2 separate regions of the Homo sapiens genome follow, and region 2 is linked to region 1. The links are chromatin contacts, found by Hi-C or POLR2A ChIA-PET in ENCODE. All regions are on one chromosome and are shown on one strand. Each heading gives the region's core, a stretch centred on a gene start or an enhancer-like site at or near the end of the contact. The rest is flanking DNA. Distances are from core to core; before and after follow the strand shown. Region 1 holds the start of PITX1 (paired like homeodomain 1). Region 2 overlaps PITX1-AS1 (PITX1 antisense RNA 1).

Region 1 (7,116 bases), core at 1,646-4,145:
AGCGTGCAAGAAGCCCCTATCTTGACTGGGACAATGGCCAGTGAGTGTAGCTGGGGAAGAATTGAGAGCATGTCCAGGTCCCTTCCCCAGCCAACGCCCAAGATCAGGCCACAGCCTCCTCACAATCAATTGCCTCCTCACTCCTTGATCACTCAGTGCTGCCCAGGCCCAGCAGAACAGACTCTGCCAGCAGGCCCCACTAGCCCCAGCTCCTCTTTGGGTCTCAGGTCCCCTGAGGATATGGGGCTTCACCTGAAATGGTCTGAGGGCTTTTCCTTCTACACAGCAGGCATCAAGATCACCAAATAAAGGGACTATTGTGCCTGCCTGGAGCCCTGCCAGAGGTTTGGGCCCAGAGGGGCACACAGCAGGTGCTCAATAACTGCATTAAATGCACTAACAGTGAGGAAACACGCCCCTCAGACTAAGCAGTGAGTGCTGCTCACAGAATAGTCCCCATTGGGGGATGGCCCAAAGAGTCACTTTGGTCCCTCTGGGAAGTGAGAAGGCAAGTGAGAAGGCTGTGAGTCTTAACCTCCTCTAGAGGCCCACAGACAGACCATTCATTTCTAAGTCTCTACCCAGAGACGCACTGTGCTTCCCACCTTGGCCTGACATGTGGCAGGGTTAGAACACACCTCCTATCCCCTGCCAGCCCGCGTTCATGCCAAGTAGCACATATATGCCTAAACTCAGCACTTCCATAGTGCAGTGAATACATGTGTGTGTACAGCATCTCCGCATGGATGTACAGGATGTGTGTGTGTGTGCGTGCCCCCATGCTGTCTGCATTCAGGCTGTTCTTTTTGGTAAGACAGCTAAAAAAAGAATGGTCTGTGAAGGGACACTCCCTAGCACGCTGCAACACCTGAATATCTCCTTGAAAGGAGGGATCTTCTACTGCAGGAGACTCGTGGTAAAGGTGGCCAAGAAACATGGCAACGGTGGGGCTGAGGGCAAATGCTGGGCAACTGTGCTTCCCCATGTTCCCCTCCCCGTAGCCAAGACTCATTTCATGGAGGGAGATCTCAGCTTGGAAGAAGGCAGGAGTCACTGAGCCTCCCCAATCCAAACCCCTGAGAAGTGTCCTCCCTCTGGCCTCAGACCCTGCATCCTGTGGTCACAGACCCACAGTGAGAAAGGACCAGGCCCTAAGGAGCTGTGCTGTCTCTCCACGGCCCAGAGCGGGGGATGGGGATGGGGATGGGGATGGGGATGGGGATGGGGATGGGGGTAGGGGTGGGGGTGCTTTGGACTAACGTGGAGGGAATGGAAGGCAGGCCTGGTTCCACCCTGCATGCCCGACCCTGGCCCCAGCAGCCCCCACAAGGAGCTCAGCTGACCCTGGGTGTCTCCCTGTGATGGGAAGGGGTAAGACGAGGACTCAAAGGCAGAACCTGCAGAGTGCCCCAGACGCTGATACCTGCACAGTCAGTGCCACCCACCCAGGAGTTGAGGAGGCACTGGGTTTTGGGGTGAGGACACTGGACACCTCCCTGCTTCTTTCCCAGGCAGACAATCCTGGCGCAGCTCCCTTGGGTTGCTGTGTCTGGTGGAGCTGATCACAGGTGAGGGGCAGAGGGCAGTCTGGGGTCCGCCTATGGCCAGAGGAGCAGGTCAGGGCGGCGCCTTGCCGCCCCAGCTGTGGCCTGTTTGCTCAAGACGCTGAGGTCTCGGGGCCAGCTAACAATTGTTGAGCAAAATCCTTCGACAAACTTCACCTACGTGCAAGGACTCGAGGAGGGAATCACTCTTAGGAGTGGGAGAGTAATGTCTTTGCCTGTGCCCAGTGAAGGCCCATTGGAGCTGCAGCTCAGCTACCACTGTGTGGGAGAGAAGCTGGAAGACTGAGGGCTTCCTGGGCTGCTGGCCCAGGGTTGGGAGACAGCAGTCACCTGGCTTACCAGGCCTATGCCTGAAGCCCTGGGAAGCCAGGACGCAGGCCCCAGGCTGGGACAAAGCTACCCTGAAGGAGGGCAAAGGCTGCCAAGGCCAACCCCATGCCTGCCAAGGCCAGGCCTGGCCCATTTGGCCAAGGCCTAAGGTGTAAAACAAGGGGAGAGGTACAAGAGGCTGTGGGGTCTGGCTGGGATCCTTGGGGTCTTCCTTCTGCATTCTCCAAACGCCTAGAGCCAGCAGAAACGTTTCGTCTGATTAGAAGCCATCATTTCTATCCCAATCCCGGAAAATTGACTGCGGTGCAGAGAGGGAGGCCTGAGAAGCAGCCGTAGGGGAGAAGGTCCAAGCTAATTAGGAGGCAGCATCCGGGGGCCCATTAGAGCGCAGGCTGCTGTCACTCAGCCGGGCTGAGTTCCCGGGAGAAGAGGCTGGAGAAGGAGGGGCAGGCGGCCCCTCGACGAGGACACCGCTGGGAGCTGCCGGAACGGGCCCCGGGCTCTGCCCCCGCCCCGGCGCTGGCTCGAAGGCGCCCGCTCGGTGCGATCCTGTTCGGCAAACATTCACTCATCCTGGGCTGTTCTCGCCAGGGCTGGGGACTTCGAGGCGGCCGAGACGGGAGTTGATTCTAGGCGAAACAAGTCATTTGAGGCCTGAGGTGTGCACGAGCCGCCCGGGACTCGCAGGCCAGATGCGTTTCTTTTGTGAGGCCGAGGGAGAACTCGGTGTGTCACCGGGGAAGGAGGGAGAGGCGCGGCGAGGCCGCGGGGGGCGGGGAGGCGGCGGGAAGGTGGCTGCGGAGGGGGAGGGCGCGGGCGAGGCAGGGAGGGAGGGAGGGCGGCAGTGAGGGCGCGGCGGCGCGGGCGGCTTGGGGCTGGATTCCGCCCGCGCTCCCTCGCTCGCTCGCTCCCTCCCCAGCCCCCTCCCACCCAGGCCCACCCCACCCAGCACCCCTGGCGCAGGGACTGCTGGAACCTGGCTGTGCGCGCTGTCGCTTTAAGACAGACTCTGCCGGCGCCGTCCGGAGCCTTAGAAACCGGCCCCGGATCGCGAGCCGGAGCCGGAGCCGGAGCCGGGGCCGGCCGGGCTGCTGAGGCCCGAGCGGCAGGAGCGCAGCGCGGAGCGCTGAGCCAGGCGCCCAGTCGCGAGAAGCTGCCGCCGCCTCTGCCCGCCCGGCGCCGCAGCCCCGGGCGGTCCATGGGGCGGGCACGGCGTCGCTGCAGGCGCCGGCAGCCCTGGAGGGCAGCCGCTTAGGCGCTGCGCTCTTGTCCCCGCAGGTCGCAGCCAGGGCGGCGGGGCGCGCCCAGCCCCGGCCCCTGGAGCGCCCGCCGCGGTCCCCACCTCCATGGACGCCTTCAAGGGGGGCATGAGCCTGGAGCGGCTGCCGGAGGGGCTCCGGCCGCCGCCGCCGCCACCCCATGACATGGGGCCCGCCTTCCACCTGGCCCGGCCCGCCGACCCCCGCGAGCCGCTCGAGAACTCCGCCAGCGAGTCGTCTGACACGGAGCTGCCAGGTAAGCGCCGTTCCCCGCGCGGCGCGCACAGAGCCTACCCGGGCGCGGAGCACGGGGAGCTGGGAGCAGGGCCTGACGCCCGCGCCGCGCAACCAAGCTCCCTCTCCGCCCCAGAAGCGTCAGGAGCTTTCTTTTTCCCGTTCTCGACCTGACGGTGAACGCGGAAACTTACGCACACGCGAAGGCACTTCCACGCGGTCCCCACGCGCCAAGAGACTGGCAGATGCACGAGCCTACAGCTGGAGGGTTGGACTGACAGCCCCTCTTGATCAGGAGTAAATAGAACGGGAAAGAATTTGATTTGCGCAACTGGGCGCTAAGGAGCGGCTCGGACGAAGGGAGAGGAGGAGACCGAGAAAGGAAGAGGGGTGACGGGCGAGAGAACGCACTCAGAGAGACAGAGAGGGAGGTTAACACCGTGACAGTAGGCGACAGAATGAAAGAGACCAAAGAGAAGGGGCGGGCGGGAAGGGTAAACGGGGGGAGAGGGGTCATCAAGTAGAAGGGAGACACAGAGGACGGTGAGGGCGAGCGGGCCAACAGGCGCGGCCGGACTCCCAGCAAGGCCAGCCGGAACGCCGATCAAGGGATCCGGCCCACGTGCGCGGCCGAAGCCCGGAGCAGCCCGGCTCTGGCCCCCGCCCCGGCTCCTGCGCGTCTCCCTCCGCGCTGCCTTTTTTTGTCCGAGCTGGAGCTTTTTTCCAGCAGCGAACTGGGCCCGCGGGTGGCCGGCGCGGGCAGTGGGGCAGCGAATCCGCTGCCCAGCGCAGCCGGCCGGGTTCCGGAGGGGCTCCGAGCTCCCCGGTGTGGGCGCCTCTTCTGCGTTCATTTCTTAATACACAGCTGAATGTTTCTCTCCACTTTCTTAGTATCTGTTTCTCTTTTGCATCCCTAAGTGATTTTTCTGAGAGGTTGTTTGCTTGGTTAAAACATAATCAACGCTGAACTCTACTTTTGTTTTCAAAAGTTTTAAGCGCGGTCTTTGGTTGGTTTTATTTTTAAAACCTAGAGAGATATATAATCGTATATTGATTTTTTTGAACCAAATCTATGAGGATGAATTAATTTTAACTGTATCTTTCGATTCTGAAAGAATTAACGTACGAAGTGTAGGTCTGGAATTTAAAATATCTACATGCAACATTATTCTTCCGGAGATTTTAAAAAGTCAATCCAAAATGGCGCGTTTCTCCGGAATTTTCTCAAAATCCATTTACAGTGGTGTTATTTGGGGAATTTAAATTATCTAACTATAATGTGTTTCTCTGGGATTTAAAAATTATCTCTACAAGGGCCTTATTGGGAAGGAGTTAAAAATCTATCTACAACGGTACATTATTTTTTTAAATCCCAGAGAAATAAATGCTTCTGTCAACCTGGAGTTTATACACTTACAGCTCTGTATTTAGTTAGGGGTGTGTTTGTACGGAGCTTTCTGGCTTCTTAATTTACATTTGCTCTGTGTTTCTTCCTGTCTGATTTTGAGAATTTGTGGCCCTTTCAGTGTCTTTAGGCATAGAGCTGTGAGCTTTTCTGGGCTTCTGTGTTTTGTTTTTAAACTCTTTTTCTTTATGTATTAATGTTTCTATGACTGCGTGTGTTTTGTGTAGCTTCAAAGAGAGACAGACTAAAGCCCGAGGTCACCTAGACAGAGTCTGTCTGTCTGGGCTGCAGTTGGTGGGGTTTTCTAGGCTTTGGGACTGGAGGCCTGGAAGCAAGGCCGAGAACCCGGCTGTGTTGTGCCTGCCCAGTGGGGCTCCCATACACCCCTGAGGAGAAGAAAGTGGAGGGACTTTAGGCTGGAGAGATCTGATCCTAGTTCAGAAAAGCAGAGACCCCCTCAGATTTAGACCCCCTAAGAGTTCGCAAAACAAACAAACAAAAAGCATACATTTGCTGGGAACATCAGCAGCAGGGTCAGAATCTGAGCCGAGCTAAGGGTGCAGGCCCTGCCCAGCCAGGAACGCAGGCCCGCGGCTCCAGCTCCGATTCTTGGGCTCTTCTCCGCGGCACACCAGACTAGAGGTGCCTACTGACGACCAGCACCCGGCGGGCGCTTTCCAGTGGGGACAGTTCCCAGGAACCCTAGAGGGAGGGAGGGAGGGAAGACCGCCAGCGCTGGTGGCGAGCGGTTCGGTGGAGCCGGGACGGGGTGCAACGGGGCGTAAGCCCAGGTGACCCGCTCCCCGTCCTGCCTACTGCAGAGAAGGAGCGCGGCGGGGAACCCAAGGGGCCCGAGGACAGTGGTGCGGGAGGCACGGGCTGCGGCGGCGCAGACGACCCAGCCAAGAAGAAGAAGCAGCGGCGGCAACGTACGCACTTCACAAGCCAGCAGTTGCAAGAGCTAGAGGCCACGTTCCAGAGGAACCGCTACCCCGACATGAGCATGAGGGAGGAGATCGCCGTGTGGACCAACCTCACCGAGCCGCGCGTGCGGGTGAGCAAGGGGTGCGCGCCTAAGGGCACCCGCGCAGAGGGCTCCCGGGCCGCCTCTGCTGCAGCCCTCCAAAGCTTAGACCCACAAGCAGAACTTCACTCTCCCACCATTCAGACCTGCTCCCTCCCTCCACCGGAGATCCCCACCTTAGGCCCTGGCCCACTAGCGTCTGCCAGGCCTCCAGGCGCCTCGGACCTTCAACCCCTTTGACCCTCATCCTACCTGATCCTCGGACTAAGGCAACCCCAGCCCAAAGACCTGTGCCCCCAGGGGACTCCCCCATGCCCTATGGGGCCCAGGACCCACTCAGATGTTAGCAGGATACCCTGGGCCAGAGACTGGGCAGTGGATTCCCTGCCGCTGGGGACCTCGGGAGCTGTTGGCCTTATCCCGAAAACGAAAGGGAAAGGCAGGTCCTGTCTGGCTGCCTCGGAGAAGCCTGAAAGGTGCCTGGGTTTGGGGCTCTCAAAACTTCCTGGAGCAGTGGTCCCATCTCATAAGCAGATTCTCTAAAAGCTCAAGATATTCTCCACCCTCCCCAGCCATCAGTAGGACCCTTTGCCTTCTGCCCTTTCCGGAAGGTCTCCCGTCAGGTGAGGTGGGGGGTGGCTCCGGGAGCCAAATGTCCTTCCCAGTCCCTTTTAGGATATGCCATCTCAGACCCAAGACCAGCCTGCATTCTCCCTCTTCTCACCCGTTTGGTTTCCAGTAAAAGCAAGGCTTTCCTGCCAGGGTAGCAAGAGAATCATTTCTTCCCTGGGGGCGTAAATATTTAATCAGATATTGGGAGCACCTCCCAAGTCGACCAAAATCCCAGCTGGCCCACAGACTCCTTACCATAACCCCAGCCCTCACCCCTCCCTAGGCAGGCTGGCCAGCCCAGTGGGACTTGGAATGAAGACACAGCACTCAGTAATCCTGAACTCACTAATCCTGCCCAGGTTTATGGTGGTAGGGGTGGGTGGGGGTGGAATCAGGTAGTGTCAGTGCTGGGGACTAGGGAAAGCTGAGAAGCAGGGATCTGGCAAACTAGCTCAGGAAACTCCACTCAGAACTGGAGGAAAATCCGAGTGGGCAGAGGGCATGCGGTAGGCAGATAGGTAAGGATGGGGGAGGACTAGGAGGTTCTTACCAAATTTGGGGGGAGAAAAGGAAGGGCAGGAAGATTAGAAGAATCTAGTAAGAATAGAAAAAATTTAAATATTTGTGGAGAAACATATTTGGCATATATTTAGGCGGCAGGAAAGAAATTAAATAGGAAGCAAAAAG
Region 2 (7,116 bases), core at 1,993-4,492, 51 kb before region 1:
TTAATAACAATTTATTGCATACTTTCCAATAGCTAGAAGAGGAGACTTTGTTCCCAATGCAAAGAAATGATACACGTTTGACGTGATGAATATGCTAATTGCCCTGATTTGTTACTTATTGTATGTGTATATCAAAATATCATACTGTACCCCATAAATATGTATAATTATTATGTCAATTAAAAATAATAATAAAAGCAAAAAAAACTAGCAACACACCTCACTTCTCAATACTGATAAGAGTTCTCCATCCCCAGAAGGAGTTCTTCTATCCCTCCAACACCCAGCCCCTACCTGCTTTTTCAGACTGAGTCTCCTATTTCACTTCTGCACATCATCTGAACATCCCCTGGTCCCTTCTACAAGTCCCCACTTTCCTGTCTTCTTAAAATTGCTCAAGACTATCCCCCTGGAAGTCTTCTCCACCCCAACTTTGCAGGACCAAATCACTTCCTCATATTCTAAGCCTTACCCCATAGGCCACCTCCCTCATGAAGCCTTGCCTGATGCTACCAGCTGGAAGCAATGATTGATTGCTAAGCAAACTTGACCCTGGAGTGAGGCTCCTGAGACAGCCATGCTCTCTCACCTGGCCTGCACCATGCTCCTGGCCAATTCAGGCGCTGTGGCTGGTGCCCCAGCATAAGGTTCTGGACCAAGATGACTGATCCCTCTACAACTCCCCTTGCATGCTGGGTCCTCACTGTCAGAGTGGACTCTCCTAGCCAGGCACTGCTGGGGGTTAAAGGAAAAAGGCATCTAAAATCTTAGCCCAAAGCCCTATCCAAGGGACTCAACAGAATATGGCTTAACGTGGCCAATTTTTGTTCCTCTGAACAGCAAATGGATGCATTGAGCCTCCCTCTCTGCCAAAAGCTAAAGCCAAGTCCACAAGTCCACATTGTCCACAGACTGGCAGGAACAGGGGCCAAAAAGGGGGAGAGTTAGGCTGCCCCATACCCTGTAAGGTCCTAGAACACCACCCACACCTAAATAGCTTAAATTGGGTTTGGTGTGCCTTGAATTTCAGCTTGTACTCCAAAGTTCTAGTACCCCGAGGGATACTGGTCTAATGAGGCAGCCCTCAGGCTGATGGTCAGAACACCATCCCTGAGAGAAGTGAGTTTGTCAAACAATCCAGTCATGGGGCAGAGCCTAGAGGCTGGGACAACCCTCCTCCCCTCAGCCAGTGCCCAGGATCTGCCAGCATCCATGAGGTGAGCCTAACCCCATGCAGCAAAATTCATCTTTCTGGGGCAAGTCCCTCCTTGCTTCTGCTTGCTCTTGCCTACTCTACCTCCAGCCCCTTCAACCTAACTTCAGCTGGAGCTATGCAAGAGCATCTACTACACACATGTGCACACGCCCCACAGGTAGACAGACACAGGTGAGCCGTGGCAGCCTCCTGGGCAGGACCACCCTTTGCCCAGGTGGGGCTGGTCCAGGTGACTCAAGAGCAACAGCTTAGGGGGAAGAGCCAGAGGTAGGCAAGCAGATAGGGGTGACTCCCACGATGGTGACTCCCATTGCTCTGTCCAGACCTCTCTACTGAGCCCCACCCAAAGGCCCACTCCTCACCTCCTACTGGATGAACCTCAAACATGGCTCATCAAAATGGAACTCATTTGTCTCCCTTCCAGACCAGCTCCTCCACCAGCACCTCCAACTCTGGAGTGGCTCTGCCCTCATGCAAGCCCCTCCTCCTCCCTCTCCTTTAGCATCCATCCCATTGGCAAGTCCTGCCCCTCCTACCCTGGTTCTCTTCATGCCCCTGACACTGCTCCCACCAGGATCCCAGCAAGAGTGACTGAACCAGTTCCCCCTTCTAGACCCTTCTTCCACACAGTGGCCACGGTGATCTTCAAATGCAAATCTGACCCAATGTGCCTATAACCAAAGCCCCCTCCAGGTACAGTCCCCTGGGTAGCTCATGGGGGCTGCAGCTCCAGCCCCTCTCACCTGCCCCACCCAGCTCTCACTCCTCCTCCTTTCACTCTCTTCTCCAGCCACGCTGACCTTCCCTGCACCGCCCCCATCATAAGGCCTCTGCACATGCTCTTCCCCTGCCACAGTCACTCTTCCCAGCCCCTTGGCCTAGCCCGCAGTCTTCGTGCTTCAGGTCTACTTTCATGCAGGACGACGCCTCCCTGACCACACTACTCCGTGCCCAGCCCCGCATGCCACCCTGCTCATCCCTCCATCCCCCTCACTGCACCACCCAGTACCAGAGAGCCCATCCCATCCTCAGAGAACTTTCTACTGGACTGTGAGCTCCCTGAGGGCAGGCATTGGACTCTGCCCTGCTCCTCACCGCTACCCCATGCCTGGTTGACAGCAGGAAGCTGTGTGGGGGCTGAACAAGTGAAGGAGCCACTGACGGGGCAGGAAGTGGAGGTGGGCAAGCACTGTGAGGGCTGAGGCCTGTCCACTGTGTGTAGGGGATGCCCCTCAATGCCCCGGGACATTCCCTCCCCGGGGCTGGTCACTGGGGGAAGACATCCCCTCTGGGGATGCACCACGGGGCTGGTGCAGGAAAGGGAGGTGAACCATGAGACAGGAAGGTTCTCCAGCCGGGCCCCAGCCCGGAGTCAGGAGCACACAGCGCAGGCAGGTCCAGTCTCCCCTCAGCTGCCCACAGCCCCGTCCAACCCACTAGGAAAATATTCTGCACAGAGGACACTCCTAGAGGAGGAGGAGGCTGTGCTCACACAACATGGCCTTGCCTCTGGGGGTCAATGCCTTGTGTCTGACCCAAACCCAAACCAACCAACCCGGCCTGCCCCAGAGCTTCCTGCTCTGGATTTCTGGGCTTCTCCTGCTCCTTCAGGTTCCACCCAAATTCCTTAGGTCTGACTATTCCCTGAGTCTATCAGGGCACAAGTCAGGGAAGTAGGGCTGAGAGGTAAAGCACAAGTCACAGACTCAATGCCCCCTCCCCACGGACCAGACCCCAGCCCCCTACCTAGAGCCCCCACAGCTGAGTGGTCCTCCCATGACTCAGGGATGCCCCTCCCCAGCCAGAGACCCTGGGGTGGGCTGGAGGGTAACATCAGCCCAACGGTCAAGGGCAAAGTGCCAGCTCCACTTGCCACGGTATTATTAAAAGTCAACTGTCTCCCAGGGTGGTGGTTACATGGTGTTTACTTTATAATAATTTGTTAAACTGAATATTTTCTATATGTGTTATATTTCACAATTTTGCAAAGTTTTTTTTTTTTTTTTTTAAGGCAACTGCCTTCATGGAATGCAAACCCTTGTGAATGCCAAAACTCAGGCCAATGCCAGAACTACCCACCAGGCTTCAGGCACTGATGGAGCCATGTGTGGAGCCACCTAAGAGGGCCACACTGCCCTCGGGGCCTGTCACTGCAGGCCAGTGCTAATGAGGGAGGAGGCTGTGCTGACTCCCAATTAAGCGACTTTGCTCCAAGGAATCAGAGAAATCTGGGAGGGTGGCACACACTGCTCTCTGGACTACCCCACCCTCACCCCATGCCTCTGCCCACTATCCACACAGCCTCTGGACCCCAGAGACCCATGACACCCAGGCAGCAAAGCCAGGGATGAAGTGGGGTCTGAGGCCTCCCTTCTGAAAGAGAAAAAGCTGCACAGAAAGCCAACAGTTCACAGGGGCATCACACTGGCCACAGACACACAGAAAAAGGCTTAGCCCTGCTATTCAAAGAAAGGCGAGTCAAAGCACCATCAGATACCATTTCACCCAACTAACTGGCAACAACTAAAAAGAGCGGTAAAGGCAGGAGCAGGAAAGGAGAAAAGCCCTCTCACTCGCCGAGGAATGGAGTACACGCTGGCCCACCTCTCTCGAGAGCAATCTGACACTATCCTAGCCAAGCATGCCCATCCAGCAATCCCACTTCAAGAAAATGCCTAAGGAGACAAAAGGACAGGTTTGCAAAGATGTGGGTACACTCATATTCAGAGTAGCAAAAAGTCGAAAGTATCCTAAATGTTCATTAATAAGAGACTAGGCATGTAAGTTATGGTATGATAGAACATTCTGCTCCTTATTCAAAAGAAAGTAGTAGCTCCTTAAATACCATTGAAAGACATCCAAGACTTGGTGTTGGGGGAAAAGACTGGTTACAGAACATTGTAGTGTAATGTGATCTCATGTATATTTGCAAAGTGTGTGTGTTTATATACGTGAGTATTTATTTCAGCATACACATGCATATAATTCACAAAGGCAAAACTATCTGGAAGGATAAATACTTAAGAGTAGCTATGGAGAGGGCATATTATGAGGGAAGTTCACTTGCTCTGGATGGTTTTGATTTTTATAATGACCATGTACTATCAAAGAAGTGATAAAGACATCCCATTAAAGTAAAGCACTATGTACCCCCAAAAGGCCTAAATCCACAAGGATAGGAAGAACATAAGAGAAAACCATAGCAACAAAATGTTGGAAACTGGAAAGCAGATGGATGAGGGGAACTGACTTAACAGACCTAAGTAAACTAAATCCTAAGTCAGCAGTGAAGAAAGCCAAAAAGCCACCTGACATTTGCCATAGAATTATACAAAGCCTTAGGAATTAGAGGCACCAGAGACCTGTGGGAGGAGGGGTTGAGAACAGGAGGGCCGGCTGAAAGCCCTTATCATCAGCCTTTAGAGGTACAGGTACCCTCTCCAACTCCCTGCAGCCAAGTGACTGCCCCCCTCCCTGCTGATAGAAGACTGGAGGATTTTCTGGGAAGAGTTAAACAGAAGGACTCTGGTTTGGGGGACACCAAGGACAGATGAGAGGTAAAGTACCATACTGAAAACAGAGGAAGTGAGTGAAAGTTTACATTCTGAATGTCAAGGCCCCCTTGACTTTTTCCCCCATCAGATTCACATAAGGCTGGCAGCTAGGTGAATGTCCTTAAATCTGCAGAATGGGAGGGGGCTTCTCTGAGTCCTCCAGCCAGTCCTAGAAAAAAGAGTTAGAAGTTCCCCCAAAAAGATTGCTGTTCTGTGAACAACACAAACACAGTGTTCCAACCAGTTTGTTAGTGAATATGAAAGCACAGGCAAGAAATACGAGACACCATCTCACACCAGTTAGAATGGCAATCATTAAAAAGTCAGGAAACAACAGGTGCTGGAGAGGATGTGGAGAAATAGGAACACTTTTACACGGTTGGTGGAACTGTAAACTAGTTCAACCATTGTGGAGGTCAGTGTGGCGATTCCTCAGGGATCTAGAACTAGAAATACCATTTGACCCAGCCATCCCATTACTGGGTATATACCCAAAGGACTGTAAATCATGCTGCTATAAAGACACATGCACACGTATGTTTATTGCGGCATTATTCACAATAGCAAAGACTTGGAACCAACCCAAATGTCCAACAATGATAGACTGGATTAAGAAAATGTGGCACATATACACCATGGAATACTATGCAGCCATAAAAAATGATGAGTTCATGTCCTTTGTACGGACATGGATGAAATTGGAAATCATCATTCTCAGTAAACTATCACAAGAACAAAAAACCAAACACCGCATATTCTCACTCATAGGTGGGAATTGAACAATGAGATCACATGGACACAGGAAGGGGAACATCACACTCTGGGGACTGTTGTGGGGTTGGGGGAGGGGGGAGGGATAGCAGTGGGAGATATACCTAATGCTAGATGACGAGTTAGTGGGTGCAGCACACCAGCACGGCACATGTATACATATGTAACTAACCTGCACAGTGTGCACATGTACCCTAAAACTTAAAGTATAATAATAAAAAAATTAATTAATTAATTAAAAAAAGAAATACGAGACATTAGAAGAAATTATCTAATATGAAAGAGAACAAAGGAAACAGAATAACAAAGCTATTTGGAGGAAAGATTCAATGCAAGAAGACAAAACTTTAAAGAATAGTGAATGCAATGAGAAATGATCTTGCTTCCATGAAACAAGATAGGATGCTACAAGGCAACAACATCATTCAGAGAACCAAAAAGAGTTCTTGGAAATTAAAAATATGATAGCAGAAATGAAAAACTCAGTAAGGGGGATAAAAGATAGTGTTGAAAGACTCTCCCAGAAAGAACAGTAAAAAGAAAATTAGAGGACTATGCTAAGAAGTCCAATATCCAAACAATCAGATATATCAATTATTGCCACAAAAATTCTTAATAACAACAATATCACAGTGGCTTACAACAACAAGCATTTATTGCTCATGTATCCAGATGTCTGCTTACGTTGGCTGCTCCACCTGTCTCTCATACCTTCCTGGAACCAGTGGACTAACCTGGGCATGTTCCTCTCATGGCAATGGGGGCAGGCAAGAGCAAGCAAGCTCAGTCACCTTCAGTGGCTTTCAGTCCTCTACTTGTATTGATTACCAACATCCCCTTGGCCCAAAGCAAGACATATGGCTGAGCCCAGAGTCAGAGTAGTCAAAGTTACATGGCAATGGGCATGGAGACAAGGAACAGGTTGTTTTTACAACCTGCCACATAAGAGTTCAAAAAGGGAGGCAGAAAATAGAAAGGACAGGAAGATAGATAGATACATAATTCTAGTAGATTTCCTAAAACTAAAGGACATGAGTTTCCCAACTGAATAGCCCACTGAGTGCCTAGCAATGAAACAAAATAGAATTATATCAAAATCATACCAAATGTCAGTTTCAGAACATTGGGAACTGATATGATTTGGCTCTGTATCCTCACCCAAATCTCATCTCGAATTGTAATCCCCACACGTCAAGGGAGGGACCTGATGGGAGGTGACTGGATCATGGGGGTGGTTTCCCCCATGCTGTTCTTGTAATAGTGAGTTCTGATGGTTTTATAAGTGTTTGGCAGATCCTCCATCACAAGCTCTCCTCTCTTCTACCACCTAGTGAAGAAGGTACTTGCTTCTCCTTCGCCTTCTGCCATGATTGTAAGTTTCCTGAGGCCTCCCCAGCCATGTGGAACTGTGAGTCAATTAAACCTTCTTTCTTTATAAATTACTCAGTCTCTGGCAGTTCTTTATAGCAGGGTGAAAACGGACTAATATGGGTCCAAAAAAAAAAGGTCCTAAAAGCCTCTAGAGAGAAAATAATGACAGGTTTCACACAAAAGATCATGAATCAAAATGGCATG

Evidence for each region. A loop is a pair of places that touch in the nucleus more often than their neighbours do. ChIA-PET counts read pairs that join two places held with the same protein, here RNA polymerase II (POLR2A). Pooled maps may share reads with other maps.
Region 2: a loop to region 1 is called in a map of PC-3, with 3 times the contacts of the local background. The contact joins the enhancer-like site here to the promoter of PITX1 in region 1. A Hi-C loop is called at or near these places in 5 of 168 maps with a recorded cell type or tissue (Caco-2, K562, PC-3 and 2 more) and 1 of 50 pooled maps. POLR2A ChIA-PET finds 5 or more read pairs at or near these places in 1 of 52 experiments (MCF 10A).

Annotation. Positions count from the first base shown.
Region 1 is chr5:135,030,007-135,037,122 of GRCh38, reverse strand. PITX1 (paired like homeodomain 1) reads left to right here and starts at 2,895. Exons shown (of 3, transcript NM_002653.5): 1 at 2,895-3,410; 2 at 5,615-5,847. The coding sequence starts at 3,242. PITX1-AS1 (PITX1 antisense RNA 1) reads right to left here and starts at 3,849. Exons shown (of 6, transcript NR_161235.1): 1 at 3,583-3,849. RefSeq lists an enhancer at 3,379-4,011 and a silencer at 5,182-5,389.
Region 2 is chr5:135,081,522-135,088,637 of GRCh38, reverse strand. All of the region lies in intron 2 of PITX1-AS1 (PITX1 antisense RNA 1), which reads right to left. Among named protein-coding and RNA genes, the nearest start is that of EPIST, 45 kb to the right of the region's middle. Within about 2 kb of position 3,242, at least 2 of the 41 ENCODE cell types and tissues checked have a DNase peak (open chromatin) inside an H3K27ac peak, as active enhancers do; they include PC-3 and PC-9, where a contact is called at or near this core.